Regions from separate parts of the Homo sapiens genome. Here region 1 is linked to region 2. Evidence: chromatin loops called from intact Hi-C (ENCODE). Cell type or tissue: HCT116. All regions are shown on one strand.

What was found. A loop is a pair of places that touch in the nucleus more often than their neighbours do. Peaks named below come from ENCODE experiments on the same cell type or tissue, not always from the same donor. Only the 100,000 strongest peaks of a DNase experiment are listed, where the experiment ranks them.
Region 1: a loop joins it to region 2, with 11 times the contacts of the local background. A loop is called at or near these places in 10 of 110 quality-filtered maps.

Annotation. Positions count from the first base shown.
Region 1 is chr1:68,009,337-68,011,836 of GRCh38, forward strand. All of the region lies in intron 1 of GNG12-AS1 (GNG12, DIRAS3 and WLS antisense RNA 1), which reads left to right. Among named protein-coding and RNA genes, the nearest start is that of DIRAS3, 40 kb to the right of the region's middle. In HCT116, a CTCF peak has its summit at 956 (motif pointing left); a DNase peak (open chromatin) is centred at 945.
Region 2 is chr1:68,110,473-68,112,972 of GRCh38, forward strand. The region is part of intron 6 of GNG12-AS1 (GNG12, DIRAS3 and WLS antisense RNA 1); the gene reads left to right. It also overlaps a transcript of WLS not described here. Among named protein-coding and RNA genes, the nearest start is that of DIRAS3, 61 kb to the left of the region's middle. In HCT116, a CTCF peak has its summit at 1,533; a DNase peak (open chromatin) is centred at 1,539.

The sequences.
Region 1 (2,500 bases), 100 kb before region 2:
GATTTCGGCTCACTGCAACCTCTGCCTCCCAGGTTCAAGCAATTCCTGCCTCAGCTTTCCGAGTAGCTGGAATTACAGGTGTACACCACCGCGCACAGCTAATTTTTGTACTTTTAGTAGAGACGGGGTTTCATCGTGTTGGCCAGGCTGGTCTTGAACTCCTGACCTCAGGTGATCCACCTGCCTCAGCCTCCCAAAGTGCTGGGATTAGAGGCGTAAGCCACTGTGCCCAGACATTTTTTGAATGAATTCTCTGGAGTCTGTTTCTCTCATAGTATAGTCTCTGCTGGCTGCTCAGCTGCTCTCTAAAAAATTGTTTAAAAAATTTTACATCTGGCTTTCATGGGTTCACTGCTGAGTTGGCATAGCTCAGTGGCCAGCCAATAATTCATCAGAAGTTTTGCTTAAACACCTTTGCCAGGGTCAAAAAGGCCTCTACCCTTTGAATCTCATCTTATGAGTTATGATGAGTGTATAAATCAGTGTTCAATCACAGAAACAGAACCAGTAAGATATATCTATCTATCTCAATAAATATATTAAGAGATTTAATGCAAGCGATTGGCTTAAGTTATTGTAGGGGCAGGCTAGACAAGCCAAAACCTGAAGGACAGGCTATGAGAAGAGAAGCCTGGAAATCTAGGGAATAAGCTAAAGCTTCTGTACATAGAAAGAGTTTCTTCTTCATCAGGGAAGCCCCAGTTCTGTTCTTACAGCCTTTCAACTGATTGAATCAGGCCCACTCAGAAGAGCTGGGATAATCTCCCTGATTCAAAGTCAACTGATTATGGACTTTAATCATATGTATAAAATACCTTCCACAGCAACACCTAGATTTGTGTTTAATTGAATAACTGGGGAGTATAGGCTAGTCAAATAGGTAAAATAGAATCACAGAGAGCCATTGAATGGTTTAAGCAAGGTAGTAATATGATCATGCTTGCTTTAGATAAATACACCCTCTGGTGGCTAGGTAGAGGAAGAAGGAGCTGGAGGTTCTTGTAATAGACAAATTAAAGAGATATTAATTGCCTGAATTAGCACTATAACACTGAGTTTGAAGAGGAGGGTTGAATTACCATAAATATTTTGAAAGTAAATATTTATAAATGTATTTATATATAATTGTAGGTTCAGTTACACAGACAGTGTAGGGTTGGTATATAGAGTAAGAGTAATACTCTGTCTCACATTTTACATTACATCCGTCTACCGATCATCTATTAACCTCTTGGAGTTGCCATTTTCTTATCTGTACCTTTTTCCCTCAATAAATACGTTTTTTTCCAAGTTCTGACAATAAGCCCCATGCTGAAAGCCCTGGTTATCTGAATTGCCTTCCATTTATCCTTGTATTTCCTGCACAAAACAAAGACCACAGGAAGTGAGTTAGAATACTCTGGAAGATGAGCATATCTCATTTCCTTAGGAGTATATTGCAAAAACCTGTCTACCGAAAAGTAACACTTATGGACTGACTAAATGCATGCCCAAGCTTAGAGAAGCTGCAAGAACAGGAGTAAGCAATCCAAGAGGCCCAGGTGGCCTAGAATGCATCAATTTGTATTTATCAGTAGGAGCTCTGCTCCTGGATGAATGCAGGAGTTGAAGCTGACTCTGCTTCCCTGCCCGTGCTTCTAGAGCCTTTTGTGGGCTCCTGTGTTAGCAGTGCCAATGCCCCAGAGAAATCAATCACAAGACCTGAATTTGAGTCCTCCTGTTTCTTTATGTGGTCCTGGGAGGTGGCAACTCTAAACTTTGGGACAAAGGACAATCTCCAACTACCGCTGACCTTGGACTGCTAAGTTTCAAGGGCAAGATACATAGAAAATGAACCTGAACAAATGGTTTCTTTTCATTATCAGCTGTGATTTGAACCTAATTTCTCTGTAGAGCTCTTAGTCCCAATGAGCAGAACTGGGAAAATGTTAAGGACTCTCTTTGCACTTTTAGCTTAAGGTCTAGGCTAGGAAATGCCTCAGAAGACAAATGAAGCCTCCCTTCCCCTGATCCCCTATGTTGTGGTACCCTTGTGGTGTCTACTTGACCTTCCCAGGACATGGATACCCCTTCCTTAGCCTCATGAGAGAAGAGATATTTCCAAAGCCAAATGTAGAAGACAAAAAAGGGAAAGCTGAAGATCTAACATTCAGATTCCAGGGTTGTTTTTTTTTTAAATCATTTTCCTTATCACACTGAAATCTCTGCTCCAACCCTGAGCCTCTATCCTCCTTGGTCTTGATCCAAATCAGTACTTTAGTGCTCCACAGAGACGGAGTCGGGGCGATGGAGGGGGTAGTCTTGGCCTCTCTCTAGAGGCTGCCTTTCCCCCAAACCCTCTCTAACTGTAACTAAATCTGTTTGCTTGTATTAGTGGAGAAATTGAGTTTCAGAAATCATTATGCAGTTCATGTGGGTGCTAACATTTAGGTAAGCTGCCTGACAGCAGAGCTATAACAAATCATTGCTTATTGCTATGCTGCTCTGTAGAGTCCTGAGA
Region 2 (2,500 bases):
ATTAAATAAAAAACCAAATGTCCAAGAAGAGCCAAGACATTCTGAGGACAAACAGGATGAAGGAATGTGCTTTTCTAGATTGCAAGCCTTATTAAAAAGCTAAAGTAATTAAAACAGTATGGTTTTGAGGTAAGGATAATCAAATTAGCCAGTGGAACAGACTAAGAAGCCCCCAAAAATCTCTGTCTCTCTCTCTCTCTCTCTCTCTCTCTCTCTCTCCATATATATATGTGTGTGTATGTGTATGTATATATATGTTTGTATATATATGTGTGTATATATATATATATTTGCTCGATAAAGGATATTGTGTTGTAGATCATGAGTGGCTTATTCAATAAATGGTGCTGAGAGCATTAGTTATCCATATAGGAAAAAAATTAAAGAGGCTCCTTATTCTCTTACATACAAAAATTAATTTTTGATGGAACAGAATCTTAAATATGGAAGGCAAAGTCTTAAAACTTTTTGAAGAAATTTAGAATATTTTTATAATCTTGAAATTTATTTAAAGAATTTTTTTGAAAGACACAAGTACCCATTAAAAAAGAAAACATTGGTAAATCAACTACACAAATCATCAAAGATACCATAAATGAAAACATAAGGAATTCATATCTAGATTAATCTTGACCGTGGTCTTAAGACTTCCAGCCTCCTGAATAGTAGGAAGTAAATGTCTGTTGTTTAAGCCACTCCATCTATAGTATTTTTGTTATAGTAGCCTGAGCTAAGACAGCTTTATATAAGCCTTTGGGGACCATAGATGAACTACATCACTTGGTTCTAGCATGTTCTGTGGTTTCAATGCAGAAACCTAGAGAATAACTAAGGCTGGGAGAAAGAAGGACCACACTGGTGGGAGAAGCTGGTGACAAGTGGTAAGGAGTGGGCAACCTGGGTACTAATTCTTGTTTTTTCTTCCCCAGCCTTGTGGTCTTGGCCAAATCACCGGGCCTGCTGTCTTTTCTGTAGAGAGAAGGGCTGCTCGGTTCTCATTTGGATTCAACCTTTCCAATGCAGCATTTAAACACGGAGGAGGGATTTTTTTGGTTGTCACAAGGACTGGGGGACCCTGCTGGCTAAATATCCTCCAATGTGTGAGACAGTTGCACCCTAAATGCCAGTGTGCCCCTATTGAGAAACATCCTCTCTATAACAGTCCTTTGAACGAGCCCTTTACATCTCTCTACACATACATGATGTTTGCTGGTGGGTCGGGAAACATTTGGATACTTTATGAAGCATGCAGGTCTCCACCCAAACCCACAGGTCAGATGGCTGCTGTCCAAACTTTAGGATCTTTAGGGCTGCAGATGAGATGCTCTGTTCTGGTGTATGTCCTGCTTGGGGGGCTGCCCCTCCTTGCCAGAAGAAGATTTAGTTGAATTCAATTGAAGTGTACTATTACCAACCATTTGCTCCCTTGTTCTGACAGCCAGCAGGAGCAGAAAACTGGCTTGCTCTGGTACTAACTGCATTCTCAGAACCGTGCATGCAGTGCTTTATCGTTCTGTTCAAAGCTAAGCAGTGCCCTCCTTGGGACACTCTGGGAATGTACAGTATTCATTGCTCTAAGAAAATGCCTTGGCCACAAGGAGAAAACATTCGCTGGCTGTGGCTTGAGCCAACTGGGTCAGCGCCAGCCTGTGCAGATGTCTTTGTGGACAGAGAAGAAGTCCCTCTGGGAGAAGGCAGCCCATGCTAGGGTGCATAGATTGATGAGAGGAGTGACAACTGTATTTCTGTCCTTACTTGCTCTCCTGGCCAGGTGCTCTTATGCAGTGCACTAGCTGTACAACAGTACCTACTGGCTGGACCCTCTCATTCTCTACCAATTCAGCAGTCTCCTCTTGGCTTCATTCAGGAGGCTGTCTCCCCATGGTTGCCTGAACCCAAAAGCAAAATGTGTGGGTCCCACCTACTTCTCACGCTCTAGTTCTAAAGAATGGGCCCAGGTGTCCAGCCTCCACGGCCTGACATTCAATGCTGTGTACACTCCGGTTCCAAGTTGCTTTTCTACTCACTGCACCCCAGACTCTCTGCTAAACAGGCTACTTTAGTCATTGCCACCCAAATAATGCTTGTGAAGTTGCATCTCCACACTCTCATACTCTTCCCTTACCCTCACCTTTTATCCAACTCTTTCAAGGCTCGGCTCATTTTCAGTCTTCTGGGAAGCCCTCTCAATTGCCCCCAATCAGGAGTTACTGAAAAGTGTCCTTGTACCTCCCATTGGTCACCGACTGCACGGTTCATGTATTGGGAACCTTGATTGTTAAGAAGATTTTAAGTTCCTTGAAGGTGGAAACCTAATGAGAAGACTTGCCCTTCAGGCTCCTCTACTTAAGAATCATTCCAAGCAATTACCATGGAAACAAATATCTTCTCTTCCTGGCCTCTTGGACCAAAACAAACAGACAAACTGTTAAAGAGCAAGGAATTTGGCTCCCTGCCTAGGTTGGCAGTGAGAGCGTCAGAACAAGGTTGAGGCCAAATC